Linked DNA regions of Homo sapiens: region 1 is linked to region 2. A link is a loop called in an ENCODE intact Hi-C map of the cell type or tissue named here. Cell type or tissue: heart left ventricle. All regions are shown on one strand. Each heading gives the region's core, and the rest is flanking DNA. Links, peaks and the distances in the headings are about the cores only. Region 1 overlaps NIBAN1 (niban apoptosis regulator 1). Region 2 overlaps NIBAN1 (niban apoptosis regulator 1).

Evidence for each region. A loop is a pair of places that touch in the nucleus more often than their neighbours do. Peaks named below come from ENCODE experiments on the same cell type or tissue, not always from the same donor. Only the 100,000 strongest peaks of a DNase experiment are listed, where the experiment ranks them.
Region 1: a loop joins it to region 2, with 2.1 times the contacts of the local background. A loop is called at or near these places in 6 of 110 quality-filtered maps.

What each region holds. Positions count from the first base shown.
Region 1 is chr1:184,929,730-184,935,117 of GRCh38, forward strand. All of the region lies in intron 1 of NIBAN1 (niban apoptosis regulator 1), which reads right to left. It overlaps LOC124904469 (a long non-coding RNA gene), which reads right to left. Exons shown (of 2, transcript XR_007066770.1): 2 at 1-5,388. Among named protein-coding and RNA genes, the nearest start is that of NIBAN1, 42 kb to the right of the region's middle. In heart left ventricle, for the core only: no CTCF peak of the experiment used is centred there; no DNase peak of the experiment used is centred there.
Region 2 is chr1:184,879,418-184,884,805 of GRCh38, forward strand. It overlaps NIBAN1 (niban apoptosis regulator 1), which reads right to left. Exons shown (of 14, transcript NM_052966.4): 5 at 5,216-5,383. Among named protein-coding and RNA genes, the nearest start is that of NIBAN1, 92 kb to the right of the region's middle. In heart left ventricle, for the core only: no CTCF peak of the experiment used is centred there; no DNase peak of the experiment used is centred there; H3K27ac peaks cover 3,712 bases.

The DNA of each region.
Region 1 (5,388 bases), core at 56-5,055, 50 kb after region 2:
AAAACAAGAACTAGCTAATTGCATCAGCTCCACTAACGTGTGGTCAAAAGGGTTGTTAAAATGTATCTGATAGATCAAATTATCATGAAGTTCTAGCAGGAGGATTTGTCAAAACTTCTACTGAACATTGTGCTTGATGCTGTAAACATCACATTTCATCATCTAACCAACTGTAAGCCTGCAACTAGCAGATTAGAACAGAGACAGCCCTCTTAGACAGTAACAAGAGTAAGACCAAAAACAGGAATCGAGAACCCTTCCATCCCAAAAGAGCTTCCAAAGGATCAGGACATCAGCTCCAAGTTGAAGTTTCCCTGTTCATGCTCCAATGACCTCAGCTGGCAGAACAAAAGCAACCAGCTTGTTTACCTTCCATGTGTCTCTTACAGACTTTTCAGGACCATCCAGTTTGCCGAGCTTTCCTTTATCCTCTTTCACAACTTCCTACTCAGTGTTTATTTTACCAGTAAGTGACAGGAGAAAAATGGATAGGGTACGACTCAAATCTATCCATTTTGCAAATGATCGGCAATGAAATAAGTCTTCAGAGATTAAACTCTAGGTACACAGCTGAGAGAAATGTTTGAAATCTGCTCAATTCAGATTGAAGGCTGCCACAACATAGAGAGATGTATCTATCAACCCTCATCTGGAAGAGGAGGAGACTGACAGTTTAATTTCTCCTGGCAGGTTTCCCACATTTCTATTTGTAGGGCACACTCCGTAGCGTAGAGATGCCTGAAATGAGCATGTTCAAAGTGATAAGAAGGAAACTGATTCAAAGGGGAGCAAGTTATGTAATTTCAGTGATTTCAACATATGCTTTCCTGTATATATGAGGAGATATGATTTATGAAATGTGGACCATCAAGAGGTAAACCAGACAAGAAAATCATACGACACCCATTAAATAAACTCCTAACTGGTACACGTAGTGGGTAGAAGGGAGCAAGGGCAAATATGACCATGACGCTTCTATATATAATCATACAACCACCAACTTGGAAAACAGAGCTTAAGGTATGGATGCTCATGCATCAGCCTCACTTCCAGCAGAGCCCTTTGATAAGATGATTGTGGTCACCAAATGTACATTATGGTTTTATGACACATTAGTGTACATCATAAAACCAGAGCCATAAAGGGATGTGGTTCAACCAATTAGTCTTAAGTGCTAGATAAAATACTTCAGCATGAGGTAGATGAGTCTGCAGGCACATTTTAAAAAGAGCGTGTTTCATTGTTTCTAAGTGCACTTTTTCTTCTTCTTTTTTTTTTTTTTTTTTTTGAGACTGAGTCTCACTCTGTCACCCAGGCTGGAGTGCAGTGGCACTGTGTCGGCTCACTGCAACCTCCATCTTCTGGGTTCAAGCAATTCTCCTGCCTCAGCCTCTCAAGTAGCTGGGATTACTGGCACCCACTACCCTACCCGGCTAGTTTTTATATTTTTAGTAGAGACGGGGTTTCACCATGTTGGCCAGGCTGGTCTCGAACTCCTGACCTCAGGTGATCCACCCACCTCGGCCTCCCAAAGTGCTGGGATTACAGGCGTGAGCCACCGCACCCAGCCCTCATTTTAACCTCTCTATATTGTGAGTATGTCTTTAATCAATGCAGTCTTATAACTGGCTTCCACTAGTTGCTATCATGATGTAGTTGCACGTGTACAATCTTGGTCATACACATTAATATTATTGTCGCTTTAGCTAAGATTTACTTATAGTGTTAAATTTCATTTCCATTTTATATGTCTTTACATGTAACTCAACATTGAAACAAAAAGTTATTGTATAAGTAGAAAAGCATAGAAATGAAGTTGGAGGATAAATTTGATATTAGTGGAATACATATTTTTCTTTGGAAGAATGACCACAATTCTGTATTTTATTGCAAACAGCAATCAGTTGTCTTACAGGATCTATAACAAAAGGTAAATGAAGTTGAGTTGCATTTTGCTACACAGACATGTGCAAAGAATTGTCTATCTTATGCCAAGCCATACAAGAAGGCAGGCAAAAGTGCCAAATATCCCAGAAGAAAGGCAGGAAATGTCAAAGCAATAAGAAGCCAGTATGACCAACTCATGTGTAGCGCAGCACAATCATTAAACATCATTGACAGCACTTTTTTCTTAAAGGTACATAAAATAGTGGTGTACTTTCAACTGAGGTCATGTTCACATCAAATACTATAGTCAAGTTTGTCTTTAGCACCCTCTCCATGTTCTCCCTTCCTCCAGATATCTCATATACTGCCCAGCTATTTCTGAATATTAGTGTTACCCCTCCCAGGGCTACTAATATTTGAAACATAGCATCTAATTATAAAACGAGTTATGTACAAGGCTGGTTCAAGCTGTAAAAATGTTCCTTGAGATGATCTAGAATAGTGGTCCCCAACCTCTTGGCACCAGGAACAAGTTTCATAGAAGACAATTTTTCCATGGACCAGGGTTGGGGTGGCAGATGGTTTTGGGATGATTCAAGTGTATTACACTTATTGTGTACTTTATTTCTATTATTATTACATTGTAATATATAATGAAGTAATTTTGCAACTCACCATAATGTACAATTAGTGGAAGCCCTGAGCTTGTTTTCCTGCAACTAGACGGTCCCATCTGGGGGTGATGGGAGACAATGATAGATTGTCAGACATTAGTTAGATTCTCATAAGGATCATGAACTTAGATCCCCTGCATGCACAGTTCACAGTAGAGTTCGTGCTCCTATAAGAATCTAATGCTGCCGCTGACCTGACAGGAGGTGGAGCTCAGGTGGTAATGCAAGTAATGGGGAGCGGCTGTAAATACAGATGAAGCTTCGCTTGCTCATCTGCTGCTCACCTCCTGCTATGAGGCCTGGTTCCTAACTGGCCACAGACGGTACTGGTCCATGGCCTGGCGGTTGGGAACTCCTGGTCTAGAACACATGGAAAGTCATAGGCTCACATATTCTTTTCTTTTGTATATTTGACTTATTTGACTTAAATTTTGATTTTTTAAAAGCTTAAAAGTTATGAATAATGTATAACATAATATTTAACAAAGACAAGATTTAGGCATAAGCAAAGAAAAAACTATCTCCTTCTCTATTCCTTGTTAGTGCCAGTCTCTCTGCATCTATTTTCTTTAGTGAGTAGAAAAACTATCTGTTTATCCCAGCCAAAGATTGCCTACAACCCTTCTGACAAAAAAGAGAAACACGACAGATGGCAATTATAATGGTAAACTCTCAATAATGCAGAAAGCATAACAAAAATCTCCTCCTCCTAAATTTGACTAGAGACACAAAAATTAAAGAGTAATTAGATAAAGTGCAAGCTCTCAGTCTAACAATGAAAGCACTTTCAATACTCACAGAATATTCCCAACTTACATTTCACTCTTACTTCTACTACTTCCCTACACTCCCACCAAAGTAGACTGCCATTCTGACAGCATGACCTACACCTTACCATCCCTGCTATGCCCCTGCTGCAGTGCCCTTTCTCAAAGTCCAGTTCAACCTTTCAGAATCCTGTCCATCCTTTAAGGTCCATTCACTCAACATATATCCACTACAGTCTATTTATAAAATACTAAGGACAGGAAAAGTAATTCAGAAGGTCCCTGCCCTGAGGAGCCACCAGTCTGACCTATCTTAATTGCTACATTTTCCGCAAAGCCCTTTTGGATCTGCCAAACCACCTGTGATCTCTTCTTCCTTTTAAACCCCTTCTCTGGTATTTAAGAATCTCTGACCAATCCCCTACTATGAATCAGGGATAGTGCTGGGCACTTTCACATGCATTTATATCATTTACTCCACACCACATCTTCATACACAAATAAGGCCTCCATAGACCCCTGGGCATGTAAGAAAACTGATGTTCATAAGTTCACATCCATGGCAAATGCCTTGTTAGGAAATGAAATGTAGTTTTATCAACTTTTGTATCTGCGGCTATTTCCATCAATATTACAGCAGCACCCACTTCATCTTATTATTATTTGTGTGGTTATCTTACTTTCTCTATTACAATGACATTTTAAAACAAGAATTGAATCTTATACAGTCTAACATAAGTTTCAACACTCGCTATAGAAATGCCTGGTTTATAGCAGCTACTCAAAGAATGTTTCATAAGAAAGTTGTGTTCCAAGTATTCTGGTGAATGCCAATGCTGGTTCACAATGATGGGGGTCTGAGAACCAACTGACCTCCCTGACATTGTGTGAAGCAGGAACATACCGAACCTTTACTGGAAGTTGGAAGAGGAAGATGAGAGCTGTGAGGGATCTCAGAATGCATATGGGAAATCATGGGTTCAAGAAAGAGGCAATAAAAGAATGGAATCAACCTAGGTGCCCATCAACAGTGGATTGGATAAAATGTGGTACATATACACTATGGAATACTATGCAGCCATAAAAAGTAACAAAATTATGTCCTTTGCAGCAACATAATTGCAGCTAGAAGCCATTATCCTAAGCGAATTAATGCAGGAACAGAAAACCAAATACCACATATTCTTACTTATAAGTGGGAAGTAAACATTGAGTACTCATGGACATAAAGATGGCAACAATAGACATTGGAAACTACTAGAGGGAGAAGGAAGGGAGGAGGGCAAGTGTTAAAAAAACTATTGGATACTATGCTTACTCTCTGGGTGATGGGATCAATTGTACCCCAAATCTCAGTATTATGCAATATACCATGTAACAAACCTGCACATCTACCCCTTGAATCCAAAATAAGAGTTGAAATTGACCTGGCTCAGGGGCTCACACCTGTAATCGCAGCACTTTGGGAGGCCAAGGTAGGAGGATCACTTGAGGCCAGGAGTTCAAGACCAGCCTGGACAACACAGTAAGACTCCATCTCTACAAAAATAAATAAATGGCCACTAGCAGTGGCTCACGCCTGTAATCCCAGCACTTTGGGAGGCTGAGGCGGGTGGATCACGAGGTCAGGAGTTTGAGACCAGCCTGGCCAATATGGTAAAACCCTGTCTCTACTAAAAATACACAAGTTAGCCGGGCATGGTGGCGCATGACTGTAGTCCCAGATACTTAGGAGGCTGAGGCAGGAGAATCGCTTGAATCTGGGAGGCAGCGGTTGCAGTGAGCCAAGATCATGCCACTGCACTCCAGCATGGGAGACAGAGAGACTCCATCTCAAAAAATAAATAAATAAATAAATAAAAATTAGCCGGGCATGGTGGCATGCACCTGCAGTGCCAGCTACCCAGGAGGCTGAGACAGGAGGATCACTTAAGCCGGGGAGCTCAAGGCTGCAATGAGCCGTGGTCACACCACTGCACTCCGGCTTGGGTAACAGAGCAAGAATCTGTCTCAAAAAAAGGAAAATCAATTTGAAATTTATTTTTAGACCATCATTTAAT
Region 2 (5,388 bases), core at 96-5,095:
TTTCACATATTACAAACTAAAATTCATTGTATATTTTCAGTTATAATTGATTGATCTCCACACTAGATGCATAGTCTCTCAAGTAATGAACTTGCTTCGTAGGTGACCAGGAAGCAATAAGCTGGGGAAAATAGAGCTGAGATTTGCTGCTGAGTGTTGCACAGCAAGAAGATCATGTTCAAATAAACACACCAAAAAGGATTTGCTCTGTCTGATTTGAATTGTAAGGTCCTTTGTTGTTCTAAATTTCAATTTAATTCCACAACATTTATTGAACACCTAAAACTTGCAAGTATCAAAATCAAATCTAATAAAGGCATGGGATTTCTGGGGTAAGAGCTTAAGGCATGTAATACTGACAGAGTAACCAATTCCAACACATAATCACTGTTATAGCTCCACATTCCACCTGACTCACTCCATACAAGCAATGTTGGATGTTACCATTGTCATAAGTGATTGAACTAGTCCAACTTGAAGCACTGATTTGCAGAGTGTCTTTATATTGTTGTGGTCTTTTCACCAAAATTCTATGGGCTTTTCTTTGATACTACCGTTTTCAACCCGTGTGCACACATGCTTCCCAGATAGTCTACTGTCCTCTCTTTCTTTGTGTTCATGACGATGTGAACACTGGCATCTGTTTAGTGGCAGTCCTGGCTGTCCTTCAAGCTAGCACAGCACTGTTGAACAAAACTTTGCCAGCATTACACCTCCTTTCCAGAATCACCATTCATCCAGTGATGGCTGCCTTCTAACATCCAGTTCCTCTGTTCCCCCAAATCCTTTAGTCTGAGTACCATGGGTTGATATTGACAAATGCCTTCCCTCACTCTGGTGCAAGCTACTGCCATCTGTTGCCAGCCAAAGCTTTTTAAGTGGCCTCCTGGCCACCCACCATGCTACCCTCTCATCCACTGCCTACACTGCAGCCATTGTGACCTTTCTGAAGTGAATATCTGATGAAGTTGCTCATTTACTTAAAATCCTAATGGCTTCCTATTGCTGTTATAATAGAGTCCAAGTTCCTAATATGCATCACAAAGCCCCTTATAGCATGGATCCTGCCCATCTTCCTCTCTCCTCTCTAAGCACCAGTCACACAAAATTCTTCCTGTTCCTTTAATGGTCCATACTCTATCTTACTTCCTGGCCCTCCCATATCCTATTCCTCCTCCAGGAACACTTTTTCTTCTTCCTGCACATTTACATGCCAAGAAATGATTATCCTGAGCTGGAAGAACAGACTTGCATCGATAATGATCATTATTCCATATCGCATGTGTTCAGCCCTCTGTATTGTCAGGAGCTTTAACTATAACCCATAACTACAATCGTATTTTGCAAACTAAAGTTCTGAAGAATAGGATTGCATTTTGGACAACAGGACTGTCTCAGAACATCTTGGCTTTATATAAGTCTCAGTTTGTGGCAGCAGACATTCAGAACCACAGCCTTCCCTGATCAGAGACAAGGGATTACAGTGTGACTCCAAAAGGGACAGAGGACAGCAGCTACTATTCTAGGATCATACTATACAGTTGGCTTGACATTTAGTCCAGTGAGGTGGAGTGGGATGTTTTACTAAGGATTAATCTTGTGGGATTTTCTTATGCCTGCCCAATGAAGAGGTGCCAAAACTAAATAAAAGCAAAACACCCATGAAAGTGCACATGTGAGCATGCACACACACACACACACACACACACAACCTTTATTCTCCTTAGGATACAAAATAATCTTTGAGGCTCCTAAAGGCTGCTCTCTCTTTTGAAGGAGGGAGAAACATAGAGCTCTCTACTGGCCCTTACCTACCTTAGGAGCTAGCCTTACTGTTGGAGAACAGGGCATAATCAGGCCCTTCATCAGGGTTAAATAGGAAACGCCCACCCTATAAGGAAAAGCAGGACAAGGGGGTTCTAGATTCAGAATGAATGAACATGAAAATGTAGCCAAATTCAGACCCAACACTTCTGGCGCAAGTGGGCTAGGTTGTGGTGGAATTTGAGTGCTAGGAGACATGTCCTGGAACCCCAAGCGAGATCAACATGCCTAGCATCAGCTGCTAGCGTTACAGGAAAGGGGTCCCGATCCAGATCCCAAGAGAGGGTTCTTGGATCTCGCGCAAGAAAGAATTCAGGGCGAGTGCACAGTGCAAAGGGAAAGCAAGTTTATTAAGGAATAAAAGAATGGCTGCTCCATAGACAGAGCAGCCCAGAGGGCTGCTGGTTGCCCATTTTTATGGTTATTTCTTGATGATATGCTAAACAAGGGGTGGATTATTTACGCCTCCCCTTTTTAGACCATGTAGGGTAACTTCCTGACGTTGCCATGGTATTTGTAAACTGTCATGGCACTGGTGGGAGTGTAGCAGTGAGGATGACCAGAGGTCACTCTCATTGCAATTTTAGTTTTGGTGGGTTTGGGCTGGCTCCTTTACTGCAACCTGTTTTATTAACAAGGTGTTTATGACCTGCATTTTGTGCTGACCTATCTCATCCTGTGACTTAGAATGCCTTAACCATCTGGGAATGCAGCCCAGTAAGTTTCAGCCTCATTTCCAGCTCCTGTTTAAGATGGAGTTGCTCTGGTTCACACGCCTCTGATACTAGAATGCCTAGGACCCGGTTCTCAACAGAGAAGCACGGTGGCCTGAGAGTCAATGAAACAATGGCCACAGCAGGCTGACAGCCCTTCCTCATCTGCATGCGGGTAGAGGATAGCAGGCTCCCAGCAGCCACCTCAGGGTTTCTGGCCCTTATCCCAGCCCTAATTTTAACTATATTTCTTAACTTTTTGGGTAATTATGGGAAAAAGTGGTTAAGTGGCAGCTTGTGAAAGCCTGTTTCTGGTTTACTCAAAATAATACAATGAGTAACAGGCAGAGACTAGAACAGAAAATGTGACACAATAAAGATGAGTGGTACATCATGCTGTCAAAAACAGAAAAAGAGGCGAGAAAAGAAAGGTCTGCTCCTTGGCCCATGATAGTCAAGGACTGTTCCCTACAATGTTATCACAGCTTCTGGTTCTGACTGGAGCTACTGGAAGTTATGCCAAATTAAGTCCACATAAAGCCTCAGCGAGGATAAAACAGTTTCTGGGCAGAGGAATGTGACACAGAACCAAGGAAATATGACTAGACCTCATTATCTTGGTGCCTTTGATAACATACTGGAGAGCAGAGTGGGGTTTTGAATGGGCTGAAATCTTCCATAAATGGAGTCTAAATGCAGGCTACATAACATCCAAAAACTCCTCAGAGAAAGTCCTATTATGTACATGAAAGGGGGAATGCAGTAAGTCCCATTTGGCTGGGCAGGGAGCATTCTGCACTCAGTGAAACTTCGCAGTTCCTGTGCTGAGTGCCAACTGCATGTTCCTACTAGACCGAGGCCCTAAACACAGACGGGCAAGTGTAGTGGAAAATGAGCTAAAGGGTGCAGTCAGTGCTGGGCAATTTTTTGTCTCTAGAACATCAAAAACACAAGGCAAGATTTTAATAAGGGTATCATTTTTTTAAAAAAGTTCCTAACTAGTTATGATCCAGTATGATGATGAATGTTACTCAGGGTTGCTGTGGCAAAACAGACTGACCTTATCTTTTTCCGTGAGTCCCCATCAATACACAGCTAAAACCAAGAGTTAGTTGAGATGCATCACTAGTGACTCTCACTCTGTGGGACTGACACTCTCAGGGAAACCTCTGAATTTTAAAATAAGTATACAGTGAAATTAACCATATTAGGAAATAAAGGCACAATGGGTGAGGTGACTCAGCTCAAATGTCACCTGCTCATACAGGACTCCCCTGGAGAGCTGAAAGTTCGGCACTCCTTTCTTCACTAGTTAGTAACCTCTCGTTGCTCTTTAACCCATTAACTGTGATAACTTTCAAATGATAATTGGTGGGTGTTTATCCATCCTCCCTGTTTGAATTTCAACTCCCAGAGACAGGAACTCTGTATGCTTCATTACTCTCTTCCTAACACCTACGTAGAGGCTGGCACAGAGTAAGCCCTCAGTACTCTTAGACTGGCTGCCTTTCCAAGTGCCAAGAACAAAGAGCGCAGTTATCTGTAACTGAAGACTTTGTGGAGTCCAGAAAAACCAGCATTCACCTCAGTATATCAAAAACATCACATATTGGAATGAGAAGTCTCTTTTACTATTGATGTCACATTGCTTAAGTCCATGCCTGGAGGCAAAGTGGCCTGAAGCAACACCACCCCAAGGGTGGTTCGCGAACCAGCAGCATCAGTGCCACTCGGCCGTGTGCTAGAAAAGCCAAGTCCAGGCCCCACGGTGTACCCAGTGAGTCAGAATATCTGGGGGTGAAGCCTAAGAATGTGTGTTTTAATTAAGTTCTCCTGGTGATTCTTATGAGCCCTAAAGTTTTAAGAAACACTGATCCAGAAACAAATACTAGATTACCACGGACCGTGCCACTCATCTTAACTGAGTAACTGTTATTCAGAAATAAAGGTGAAAATAAAAAGGAAATGTCAAAAAGACTAGCATTTGCCAGGGAAAACTGGCATGTTCTTGCTGGCATTTAGATTTTTTTAAATCAGGAAGAAGGAGAGTGAAGTATATGCAAAATGGTCTACATGAATAAACTCAGGACAGTCAGAATGTGACACCCCCCAACTTGCAGCCAGATAACTGCCCCATGTTCTGCTTCACCGGGGCCTCCCAGGCCTGCCTGAAAACCAGCAAGCAGGTGAGGCTCCTTGTGCACAGAACTCTCCCTTTACCTGTTTCCCTCTTCTTCCCTGGGCAGCACCATCTGTGGCTCTTTTTTTTTTTTTTTTTTTTTTTTTTGAGATGGAGTCTTGCACTGTCATCTGGGCTGGAGTGCAGTGGCGCGATCTCGGCTCACCACAGCCTCTGCCTCCCGGGTTCAAGTAATTCTCCTGCCTCAGCCTCCCAAGTAGCTGGGATTACAGGTGCCCACCACCACGTCCAGCTATATTTTTTTGTATTTTTAGTAGAGATGGGATTTCACCATATTGGTCAGGCTGGTCTCGAACTCCTGACCTTGTGATTTGCTGGCCTCAGCTTCCCAAAGTGCTGGGATTACAGGCATGAGCCACCGCACTTGGCTCATCTGTGGCTCTTTCTAAGAATCACTGCAATAGATGATGGACCAGAACAACTCAGCGAGGGCTGCCCCACTTCCCGCCCCGGGGATGAGAGGGGAGCCGCGCCATACCATGATTGAGATGCCTGACGCAGTCACTCAGGAGGGCACTAAACCTCTTCTGGTCAGCAGCCTCGTGGAAGCAGAAGTAGCCGTGTCTGAAGAAGGGCTGCCACAGGTACACTGGGAATTCCTTGGGCAGGACCACAAAGGGCTGAGTGTTCTCCTTCTCACTGGAGGCTAAA